2 separate regions of the Homo sapiens genome follow, and region 2 is linked to region 1. A link is an interaction called in ENCODE POLR2A ChIA-PET data of the cell type or tissue named here. Cell type or tissue: HepG2. All regions are shown on one strand. Each heading gives the region's core, and the rest is flanking DNA. Links, peaks and the distances in the headings are about the cores only.

The links. ChIA-PET counts read pairs that join two places held together with the same protein. Peaks named below come from ENCODE experiments on the same cell type or tissue, not always from the same donor. Only the 100,000 strongest peaks of a DNase experiment are listed, where the experiment ranks them.
Region 2: POLR2A ChIA-PET joins it to region 1 with 5 read pairs; 3 of 35 experiments call an interaction of 5 or more read pairs at or near these places.

Annotation. Positions count from the first base shown.
Region 1 is chr1:113,078,549-113,084,890 of GRCh38, reverse strand. All of the region lies in intron 1 of LRIG2 (leucine rich repeats and immunoglobulin like domains 2), which reads right to left. Among named protein-coding and RNA genes, the nearest start is that of LRIG2, 8.5 kb to the right of the region's middle. In HepG2, for the core only: no CTCF peak of the experiment used is centred there; no DNase peak of the experiment used is centred there.
Region 2 is chr1:113,400,637-113,406,978 of GRCh38, reverse strand. The region is part of intron 1 of MAGI3 (membrane associated guanylate kinase, WW and PDZ domain containing 3); the gene reads right to left. Among named protein-coding and RNA genes, the nearest start is that of MAGI3, 13 kb to the right of the region's middle. In HepG2, for the core only: no CTCF peak of the experiment used is centred there; a DNase peak (open chromatin) is centred at 1,188.

The DNA of each region.
Region 1 (6,342 bases), core at 2,346-4,845:
TCATTTTCTCTAGCATAGGAAATATAAGAATGCTTTCAGAGTATTTCTAAAAAACATTTTGCTAAGCCTTTACTTAATATGATGTGATCTTTTCTCAACTGGTTAAATGCCAGTTTTCCATCAGGATTGAAAGACCTTTAAAGAATAAAGCATATAAAATGTCATCCATCTAAGATGAAGGAAATGTATTTTCTAGCATTAGGAAACCAAGTGATTATCTTAATATACAAGTAATCCTTTGATTACTCATGTGCTGATTTTGTTTTAATTGGAAAATGCAAAACATTTTTAATATAATGAAACATAATTAGGACGTTAATCTCTACAAAAATAAACAGGTCCTTCAAAGCAGAAAATAATTTTAAAGAATTAAGTATGCCGGGCGCGGTGGCTCATGCCTGTAATCCCAGTACTTTGGGAGGCCGAGGCGGGCGGATCACAAGGTCAGGAGATCGAGACCATCTTGGCTAACACGGTGAAACCCCGTCTCTACTAAAAATATAAAAAATCAGCCGGGCATGGTGGCGGGTGCCTGTAGTCCCAGCTACTCGGGAGGCTGAGGCAGGAGAATGGCGTGAACCCGGGAGGCAGAGGTTGCAGTGAGCCGAGATTGCGCCACTGCACTCTAGCCTGGGTGACAGAACAAGACTCTGTCTCAGAAAAAAAAAAAAAAAAAAGAATTAAGTAAAGCACAGATTTCCTCAACTAACATTCAATAAGCAAAAATTGCTTATGGTTCAGTGGTTCTCCATCACGGCTGCACATTAGCCTCACTAGGGAAGATTAATATTGATAGTTAAGTCCCACCCCAGACCAAACAAATCAGAGAATCACTGGGATAAGGCCAATATTATTATTATTATTATTATTATTATTATTATTATTATTATTATACTTTAAGTTCTAGGGTACATGTGCACAACGTGCAGGTTTGTTACATATGTATAGATGTGCCACATTGGTGTGCTGCATCCATTAACTCATCATTTACATTAGGTATATCTCCTAATGCCATCCCTCCCCCCTCCCCCCACCCCACAACAGGCCCTGGCATGTGATGTTCCCCACCCTGTGTCCAAGTGTTCTCAACAATGGTATTTTGTAAAAGCTCTCCAAGCAACAGTCTAAGGTACAGGTGGGGCTGAGAACGTTACCAGTCCAGAAATCCATCTAATAACCCAAAGCCTGATGGGCAGAGGATGTTCTGAGTTCACATGAGATCTGGTGGCTTAAAAGTGTGCAGCTGGCCGGGCACAGTGGCTCACGTCTGTAATCCCAGCACTTTGGATAGCCAGGGCAGGTGGATCACCTGAGGTCTGGAGTTCGAGACCAGCCTGGCCAACATGGAGAAACCCCGTCCCTACTAAAAATACAAAAATTAGCCGGGTGTGGTGGCACGTGCCTGTAATCCCAGCTACTCGGGAGGCTGAGGCAGGAGAATCGCTTAAACCCAGGAGGCAGAGGTTGCAGTGAGCCAAGATGGCACCACTACACTCAAGCCTGGGCAACAGAACAAGACTCCGTCTCAAAAAAAAAAAAAAAAAAGTGAGCAGCCAGGTGTGGTGGCTCATGCCTGTAATCCCAGCTCTTTGGGAGGCTGAGGTGGGCAGATTACTAGAGTTCAGGAGTTCCAGACCTGGGAGACTCCATATCAAAAAAAAAAAAAAAAAAAGTGTGCAGTAGCCAAGCATGGTGCCTCATATCTATAATGCCAGCAATTAGAAGGCTGAAGCAGGCAGACTGCTTGAGATTCAGAGTTCAAGACCAGCCTGGGCAACATGGCGAGACCCTGTCTCTATAAAATCTACACAAAATTAGCCAGGCATGGTGGCACACATCTGTAGTCCTAGCTACTTGGAAGGCTGAGGTGGGAGGATCCTCAAAGCCCAGGGAGGTTGAGGCTGCACTGAGCCATGATTGCAACACTGAACTCCAGCCTGGGCGTGGTGGCTCATGCCTGTAATCCCATCACTTTGGGAAGCCAAGGTGGGTGGATCACCTGAGGTCAGGAGTTTGAGACCAGTCTGGCCAACATGGCAAAACCCCATCTCTACTAAAAATATAAAATCATTAGTCAGGCATGGTGGCAAGCACCTGTAATCCCAGCTATTCAGGAGGCTGAGGCAGGAGAATTGCTTGAAACTGGGAGGTGGAGGTTGCAGTGAGCTGAGATCTCACCACTGCACTCCAGCCTGGGCAACAGAGAGAGACTTCGTCTCAAATAAATAAATAAATAAGAGAGACCCTGTCTCTAAATAAATAAATAATAGCGTGACACCTCCCCTACACAACTCTCTCTCTCACTCCTGCTTTTGCCATGTGAATTGCCTGCTCCCGCTTTGCCTTTGGCCACGAGTAAAAGCTCCCTGAGGCCTCACCAGAAGCCAAGCTGATGCCAGTGCCATACTTCCTGTACAGCCTACAGAACTGTGAGCCAGTTAAACTTCTTTTCTTTATAAATTACCCAGTCTGATTTAATTGTATATAGCAGTGCAAGAGACTAATACACCAGGGTATAATTGTGTAACAACCAAGCCCAGGTGATCTGTATCAGATCTGTATTAGATCAGATTTCTTTAGGCTCTCTTGTTGCAGATTTTCTTGTTCAGATATCTTATAAACTAACAAAAATGTCTTGAAGATATCACTAGATTTTAAAGGCTCACATTTGCTGTTTACCACTTCCCCAGATATACCAGGATAAAGAAGACAAAATATGTTAAAATCCTTAATACAGTGAAAGCATCGTATATGCTTTGAAATGACTGTTGCAAGTGAAACAGTTCATTGTAACAGTATCATGCAAGCCAGGGGCAAAGTATATTGGATTCTGGAAACATAGCAGCTTTTCCCACGCCTCATGCCCAATTTGGTTTAGGGATTTACTACGTCTTTTATTTACTTAATTTTTTTACTTGGCCACTAATATCCAGTTAAAGTGTTTCTTTTGCAAACTAAAACTGCTGTTTCTGCTACTGTCTAAAAAAGATAATCTTTCTATTACATGAGATTATGTGAGAGACATCCATAATACTTTTGAAGTATCTCAACTTTAGAAATGGGTGGCTGGAGGCCGAGCACAGTGGCTCATGCCTGTAATCCAGCACTTAGGGAGGCTGAGGTGGGCGGATCACCTGAGGTCAGGAGTTTGAGACCAGCCTGGCCAACATGGTAAAACCCCATCTCTACTAAAAATACAAAAATCAGTCAGGCCTCGTGGCGGGTGCCTGTAATCCCAGCTACTCGGGAGGCTGAGGCAGGAGAATTGCTTGAACCCAGGAGACAGAGGCTGCACTGAGCTGAAATCACCCCACTGCATTCCAGCCAATCACGAGGTCAAGAGATCGAGACTATCCTGGCCAATATGGTGAAACCCCGTCTCTACTAAAAATACAAAAATTAGCTGGGTATGGTGGCGCGTGCCTGTAGTCCCAGCTACTTGGGCGACAGAGCAGGACTCTGTCTCAAAAAACTAAAAAAAAAAAAATAGAAATGGGTGACCAGTATACAGTTTCAGACCACTAAAAACACCTCCATCTACAGCTGTCAGCCATCATGACACTCCATGCAACTACTTACTCATTAATATTTAGTAACTATCTAATGGATGCTGCAAGGCTCTATAAAAACAAAGATAAGGGAAAAAATGAAAGATTACTTGTGGATACGTTTTTCCGAATTTTGAGGCAATTAGACGAAACATCCCAGATGCAGAGTCAGATGGGAACCAGAGTTAGTAATAACTTTTTGGGCCAGGCGCGGTGGCTCATGCGTGGAATCCCAGCACTTTGGGAGGCCAAGGTAGGCAGATCACGAGGTCAGGAGTTTGAGGCCAGCCTGGCCAACATGGTGAAACCTCGTCTCTAGTAAAAATACAAAAATTAGCCAGGCGTGTGGTGCATGCCTGTAATCCCAGCTACTCAGGAGGCTGAGGCAGGAGAATCCCTTGAACCCAGGAAGCACAGGTTGCAGTGAGCCAACATTGTGCCATTGCACTCCAGCCTGGGCAACAAGAGCAAAATTCCGTCTCAAAAAAAAAAAAAAAAAAAAAAAACTTTTAGTGTTCCCATATTTAGAATTTTTCTTTGTTTAAAAAGATGATTTTGAAATAATTAGCTAAGATAATGCCCTGATTCATTCACAACATTTACTATGGATAATGAGGTACCTTGAAAAGAAACCATATAGTAAGATAGTTAAAAGACCAGAAGCAGGCCGGGCACAGTGGCTCACGCCTGTAATCCCAGCACTTTGGGAGGCCGAGACGGGTGGATCATGAGGTCAGGAGACCAAGACCATCCTGGCTAACACGGTGAAACCACGTCCTACTGAAAATACAAAAAATTAGCCGGGCGTGGTGGTAGGTGCCTGTAGTCCCAGCTACTCCAGAGGCTGAGGCAGGAGAATGGCGTGAACCTGGAAGGCGGAGCTTGCAGTGAGCCGAGATTGCGCCACTGCACTCCAGCCTGGGCAACAGAGCGAGACTCCGTCTCCAAAAAAATAAATAAATAAAAAAGACCAGAAGCAAATTAGAATGGGTTGCTTTAACTTGTTTTAAAATTTCTCCTGATAGGCTGGGGGCAGTGGCTCACGCCTGTAATCCCAGCACTTTGGAAGGCCAAAGTGGGCCAATCACGAGGTCAGGAGTTGGAGACCAGCCTGGCCAACATGGTGAAACCCCGTCTCTACTAAAAATACAAAAATTAGCTGGGTGAGGTGGTACGTGCCTGTAGTCCCAGCTACTTGGGAGGCTGAGGCAGGAGAATCGCTTGAACCTGGGAGGCGGAGGTTGCAGTGAGCCGAGATTGTGCCACTGCACTCCAGCCTGGCGACAGAGCAAGATTCCGTCTCAAAAAAAAAAAAAAAAAAAATTCGGGCCAGGCGCAGTGGCTCCCAGCACTTTGGGAGACTGAGGCAGGCGGATCACGAGGTAAGGAGTTTGAGATCAGTCTGGCCAACATGGTGAAGCCCCGTCTTGACTAAAAATACAAAAATTAGCTAGGCATGGTGGTGGGCGCCTGTAATCCCAGCTACTTGGGAGGCTGAAGCAGAATCGCTTGAACTCGGGTGGCAGTGAGCCGAGATTGTGCCACTCCACTCTAGCCTGGGCAACAGAGCAAGACTCCGCCTCAAAAAAAAAAAAAAAAAAAGATTTCTCCTGATTTCCCTCCAAAGGTATAACCTTTCTTTTTTCTTTTCTTTTTTTCTTTTTTTTTTTTGAGATGGAGTCTTGCTCTGTTGCTAGAGTGCAGTGGTCTCAGCTCACTACAACCTCTGCCTCCCGGGCTCAAGCGATTCTCCTGCCTCAGCCTCCAGAGTAACTGGGATTACAGGCGCCCGCCACCACGGCTGGCTAATTTTTGTATTTTTAGTAGAGATGGGGTTTCACCATCTTAGCCAGGCTGATCTCAAACTCCTGACCTCGTGATGTACCCGCCTCTGCCTCCCAAAGTGCTGGGATTACAGGTGTGAGCACTGTGCCCGGCCATCTGTACCTTTTTTAAAGGGGCTCATTTTCTTTCTCTTCTTTTTTTTTTTTTTTTTAAATAGGATCTTGCTCTGTCTCCCAGGCTGGAGTACAGCGGCATGATTTCGGCTCATTACAACCTCTGCCTCCCAGGCTCAAGCAATCCTCCTACCTCAGCCCCCCAAGTAACTGGGACTAGAGGTGTGTACCAGCATACCTGGCTAACTGTTGCACTTTTTTTGACAGACAGTGGGTTTTGCCACGTTGCCCAGCCTAATCTTGAACTCCTAGGCTCCAGTGATCAGCCGGCCTCAGCTTCCGAAAGTGCTGGGATTACAGGCGTGAGCCACCGCACCAGGTCACAGGGCTCATTTTCAATTTACCAACTTGTGGTTTAAAGCTATTAAAGTAGATTACTTTCACATTTCAGCTAGATTATCCAACCGCAAGTTACAAAGTTATCTCAAAAAATATTGCCTCCTCTGGCCGGTTGTGGTGGCTCACAACTGTAATCCCAACACTTTGGGAGGCCGAGGTGGGCAGATCACCTGAGGTTGGGAGTTTGAGACCAGCCTGACCAACATGAAGAAACCCCATCTCTACTAAAAATACAAAATTAGCTGGGCGTGGTGGTGCATGCCTGTAATCCCAGCTACTCGGGAGGCTGAGGCAGGAGAAGCGTTTGAACCTGGGAAGTGGAGGTTGCAGTGAGCTGAGACTGGACCATTGCACTCCAGCCTAAGCAACAAGAATGAAACTATTCCGTCTCAAAAAAAAAAAAAAAATGTAGAAAGGAACTGCAAATGATCTGCCCCTTTAGGAAGGAAATATGAAATACAGGTAAAGCTATGAAGTTTTTGCTTGACATCACACAA
Region 2 (6,342 bases), core at 12-2,511, 320 kb before region 1:
ATATTTGTGTTTTACAATTCTCTCTGAGTAAAAAATTTTCAGAGGGCAGATGCCTGCCTCCCAGTCATTCAACTCACAATGGACATGTCCCCTCCTCAGGGATGCTTTCCCTGGCCACCCAATCTAAATAAACTTCACATTAAAAGTGCTAAGGAAATTCTCATCTGCACTGTAACACATTTTTTCTACCTATCTCCTGTAATCAGAGGAAATTTTTTTTTTTATTTACCTGTTTTTAGAGACAGGGTCTCACTATGTTGCTCAGGCTGGTCTTGAACTCAGGCAGTTCACCTGGTCTCAAATCTCATGAGTAGCTGGGACTATAAGCCTGTGCCACCACACTCAGCCTTTAATACTTTAATATTGGATTAACATGCCTCAATTAGATAATTTTTTATACTTTAATAAGAAATTCCAAGAGATTATTTGCTTTTCAAAAATCTATTTTCTTTTTTTTTTCATTTATCATCTTATGAAAGAATAGAAAAATCCAATTTGAACCAGTTTTTTTTTCCTTTTTTTTTTTTCTTAGAGATAGGGTCTTGCTCTGTCATCCAGGCTGGAGTACAGTAGCACGATCATAATTTACTGCAGCCTCCAACTCCTGGGCTCATGTGATCCTCTTATCTTAGCCTCCTGAGTAGCTGGAACTACAGGCACGTGCCACCACACCCGGCTAATTTTTTTTTTTTTTTTTTTTCTGTAGACAAAAGGTCTCACTGTGTTGCCCAGGCTGGTCTCAAACTCCTGGGCTCAAGCAGTCCTCCCACCTCAGTCTCCCAAAGTGCTGGGATTTACAGATGTGAGCCATCATGTCCGGCCCACTATTTTTTTTTAAGATGATTTTTTTAAAGATGGGGTTTGGTTTACTAAATGCAATCCAGTTCAAATCTCTAAAACAAGGGCACCAAATTAAAAGTAAAATATTATCTATCTTGAGGCCAGGCTTCTGGAATATTTTTAAATCTAGAAACAGAAAAAAACATATATACGGATGTTCTGGGGGTAAAGAGCAGCTCCTGAATATGTAAGCAAAACCAAACACAACAGAAAAGAGAATACCACTCTGGGTTTATACCTAACTCCTCAGACTGAACAACTCACAATGGAGAAGTTAAGAGCACTGCAATCAGCTGACAGGATCTATACAAGGTCAGTTTTTTCTTTGGAAAGCAGAGAAGCATGGGAGAAGCAATCGGAGTACAGAGAAAACAAAACTGCAGAGGGAGCAAATCAAAGGCAGCAGAGAAGTTGAGGTTGTGAGCCACAGACACAGACAGTCCAGATCTACAGTCTGCACCTTAGCAGTTACTAAAGGCGTAGGCAGGAGCTACAATAGTAAAGAGACAGATATCACCAATGCCCCAGTATTGTACAAGCAACTACAATAGTCTCCACAATGTTTATACATGAAAAATATTACTGAATTTTTAAAAATGTATTTATAAGTGGCATTCCTCAAGACAGCCTTCAGTCTTTTTTTTTTTTTTTTTTTTTTTTTTTTGAGACAGTTTCACTCTGTTGCCCAGGCAGTATGCAGGTACAAGCATGGCTCACTGCAGCCTCGACCTGCCTGGGTTCAAGTGATCCTCCCACTTTAGCCTCCCAAGTAGCTGGGAATACAGGCACACACCACCATGCCCAGTTACCTTTTATTGTATTTTTTTGTAGAGATGGGGTTCCGCCATGTAGCCCAGGCTGGTCTTGAACTCCTGGGCTCAAGCAATCCACTTGCCTTGGCCTCCCAAAGTGATTTCAGGCGTGAGCCACCACATCTGGCCTTTCAATCTTATTCTAGTGTAAAATGTGTTGGGAGAGGGAACTTGGACTAAATACTTACAAGTTACGAATACCCTGCTCTGGAAATTCTCATATATCACACTTCACCCTGCCTTCTTTAGCTTATTTATCTACATCAGAAAATCTGAACTCAAACTTTTAACATACTGCCTCTTTTTCATGAGAAGATGGCACATAAGCATAAATAAATAAACAAAATTAAAAGTAAATAAAATTCCAGGGTATTCTATTACAGCTGGCAACACACAGAAATTCGTAATTTCATATAATTCCAAGAGCAAGAAATAAAATAGGGCTGAATCTCATGAAAACTAGGCTTGTAGGATGATTCTAGAATGATTCTAGACCTTGGGGTGAAGAGTTTTGTGGCCCTTCCCTCCAGTGCTCTGCTATTAACACCACTCAGTTCTACATCATGCATTAGGTTTTTCTCATCGTTTCACTCATAGTTTCTTCTCCCATAATTTTAGTTTGTACATGGTTTCTCATGACCTCTCCAACTTTGATTCTCCCTCCCCGCCCCCACAATCAGTGTGATATGTTCAGGAAATGCCAACAACTACCACCATAGTCAACTGTGATAACAGTGAAAAGGGAGCTGGGAAGATATGCACAGTAGCAAACCACTATATAGTGTTTCTACCATACAGATATAGTAGATATAAAGAAATTCAAAAGCATAGATAATTGTAAAATGTGGGCAAATAATTAGGAAATAATTTGTTTTGAGTATTTATCTTTGTTTTTATTAAATTATTATGCAACTTAATTCTTAAAAATGGCTGTTTGACAACTCACAAAATTCTTGAAAATTTAACAATTGGTCTTGCAAAAGAATACAGCCAACTCACTTCAAAACCTCTCAGCTGAAGCTCCCACCCTTAATTGGAAATTCTTTCCTTTTTGTCTTAGTTCAAAAGACAATAAGCCCCACTCATCTTTTTAAGCTACAGAAATCACAGGTTGCTGACCAGCCAATAAACTGGTTGCTTTGGGTGAGGTGCTCTCCCTGCCTGTGGCTTGCAGGGGAGGTTGACGTCAAATGATATCAAACATAGATGTCTCAGCAGCAGTTATGGGAGGTGGGAGAGATACAAGCTAACCTAGGACAAAAAGTTACTACAGATGTTAAAATCCCTTGGCCCTATGATTATTCCAACTACAGGCCATTATGAAAAGAGAAGCTCACAGAAATGACAATGAGCCATCAAGAATGGGCTAAATTGTAATTAATATACTATGTTTAAGAAGATGAGTGCCTGGGAAAGGATCAGCTATCACTCAGCGACTTCCTCCTTGTAGTATGCCTTCCTGAAACGCAGAAGTTGGAAAACTAAAAACTGTCTTTTCCAGACTCCTTTATAGCTAGTATTCTGGATGCAAATCTGATTCCACCATTAAGATGCAGGACACAAGATATGGAAGGCAGAAGTAAAGCAGAGCCCCATTGGCCTGTAGCTTTCAGCAGCTTTCAGCTTGTACACAAGGTCATGAACATGTCAGTATCCAGTCTCCAGCTTTGAACTAAAACAAAAAAGAGAGAATTTTCAATTAAGGAGTAGAACCGTCAGCTAGGAGGTTTTACAGTGATGCAATGGAGTTGGCTGTACTCTCTTGCAAGGCCAATTATTAAATTTTTATGAATTTCACAAATCAGTTGTCAAACACAGCCACTATTAAGAATTTAGTTGCATAAAATTACAATTAAATTATATTAAAAACATAATTAATCATTTTCTAATTATTTTAGAGACAATGGCAAAGGCAGCAGGGACCAGATTCATCATAACAGCATCTAGTCACCAGTTCACGAGCATCAAGGAGAAGCTGTCACAGCAATGGCCAGATCCTACATTCCAGACTTCCAGCAGTTACAATGTTAACAGCAGTGGCTGCCCTGATCACCTGGATCACAGCTACAGTAGCATTTTCTTGCCACTGTTTCAGTAGCAACCTCCTGATTGCCACTTTCCTGACTCAAGCAGAGGTGGCAGCTCCCACTGTGGACTGTTTCAAGGTGTCCTGGAAATCATTCTCAGAGGCTCAGTCTAGAGCCCAGCCCTCCAGCCCTTTCAAAAGATTCCCTAAGCAATTAATTCCCTGCATTATATCCCCTTCTGTTTCCTGCACTGAACCCTGACTGATATTGCAAAGGAGTATGTGGTAAATGGATTGCAGAAAGATTTTTTCATGTCCACATTCATGCTGTTCTTCCACTGACCTACAAAGAGCCCAAGCAAGACTCCATCATTCCCATTAGTCTACCTAACAAACATAGTTTCCCCAGAACTGCCACCTCAATCCCCTTTCTTCAGTTTTGCCTCACAGGGAATACCTTGTCCTCTGCTGTGGCCAGCTTTACGTGGCCTGAGACATCTTCTTGTCCCGCACCCAGCAAGAGCACAATCCCTCTTCTCAGTTATGCCATCACTGCAGCCGAACAAGCTTGAGGACAGTGAGCCAAAGGTATCCTTGACAGTTCATCTCCCACAACCCTGAGTGTCCTCTTGCCCTAAAATTTATCTTCCCCCAATGCATCCCCTAGTCACTCAAGGAAAAAAATAAAAGCACAGCTGACTCTAAATCAGACTTGTAGCATCAGCCCCACAGAGAGAGCAAGAAACAGTGTTAGCAGTCTACCATATAGCAGGAACTATTCAGAAACATTTTACTGAAAGCATTGTGAAGAATCTCCGATAGGAAAAATGATTTTTCAAAGCTAAAGCTAAAGTAACTAACCAAAATAAATACTTAACTATTCAGCTATTATACCAGCTAACAATTTTGACTGTGTAAATCTTAATCATAAGTTACACCATTATAAAGGCTTAAAATGCCCTGAAAATCCATGGCATATAATGATTAAAATTCTTTCCTGTGCTGCAGGTTCGGGGATACCACTGCCTCTAACCACATTCATGCACACTGATGGCCTAACAAACTGAGTCTAGCACATTACACTTAGTTCCAAGAGAATGCAGATTTCATAAAGAAACAGAATATGTTTAACAGGTCCTTTTTTCGCCAATTTTCTACACAAATTCTTATGCCAGAAACTAGAACAATGAAAGGAACTAAACAATCTGAGTTCTAGTCTCTGCTCTACCATGCTTATGCTATGACTTCTGCCATTGCTAAGCCTCGAATTGTTTATCCATATACTAAGATTGGATTGCTGTGTTTCCTTCCACTCAAGTGACTGACTTTAGCCCAGAGAGAAAACATAACAGCGTAAACACTTAAAGAATAAGAGGTTCCAACAATCCACAACCTGCTTTACCTGCCTCTTCAAAGGATCCATCTTAGGTGTGCAATACTCGAAGTCTAGAAGGAGAAAGGTCTACTTAAATGCAATGAGTTATTCTTTTACCTAGCTTAGCTAAATTTTATTCAAGCAAAGTGTACTTTTGTGAGAAGGGTCTGCATACTTATAAAAGATCCCTAATTCTAAAGTACGTTCCTTTCTACATTCACCAGAACATTTTCTAGGCTCTCAGTAAATGTGCTAACACCTTCCTGGTGAGTGAATTACAGAGGAAGTAGAAAGGAAACACAAGAACAAAATATTATTTCTAATATGCAATTTTCCCAAGTATATTTATCCTAAAATATGTATCTAATATATTTATCTGGGCTTTTACATATTATAGAGAATATTTTCCGCAATAAAAATATTCTGCTGAAAATATTCTCTTACAAATGTAGCAAGAATACTAACTTTCTGCTTGATTAGCAATTCTTGGAAATAACTACTTTATCATGCAGCTTAGCTGTACAGATTAAACTGCACGGCCACAAACTCTGTTTTGAAACAGAACCAAGCAGTGAAGCCTTTATTGTAAGTACTTGCCCAGTGTTTTACTGCATTTAACACCCACGCAAACAATTCAGAATTGTGCTTTTTCCTTTTACTAGAAAAAGGAAGACAGGTTTTTTGGATATAATGAACTAATATTCTATCCAGAAAGTAAAGAAAGACTCAACGCTGTGTCAGTTCATAATTCTTCCTGTGAGTCTGTGTGAACTTTCACGTGTTAATCTCTCTAACTCAATTTTCTCATGTGTAAAGGAAGATGATAATATCTGACTCATAGAGAATAAAAATATATAAAGTTCTTTATAAGAAAACATGAATGCTAATATATACATCCTTATAAACCAAATAAGACAGGTATAAAATGCCCTGACATGGAAGTTATTACTCTAAATGACAGCTAATATGTTGTGATAAGTCCTCAATATTCCTATTAGAGTAAGGTTGTCTAAACTTAGGGTTGTCACCCAAGGGAGGCTGAAGTGTCATTTCAGTCATCAGCATTACATTGTGAGATTGCTCTAGTTAGCAAATCTAATTCTATTCAAAGGAAATTAAAATTTTCACTAGCATGTGCATTCTAACTTAAACACTGAAATTAGTGAATAGAATTCTTAGCTAAAATTAATAATATTTTGACAAAGTGTTCTGCTGAAAGCTACCAAGTTGGATTGAGATACAATTCTGTGAACAGAGGTAATAAAGACTATATCATTTTACTAGATTTC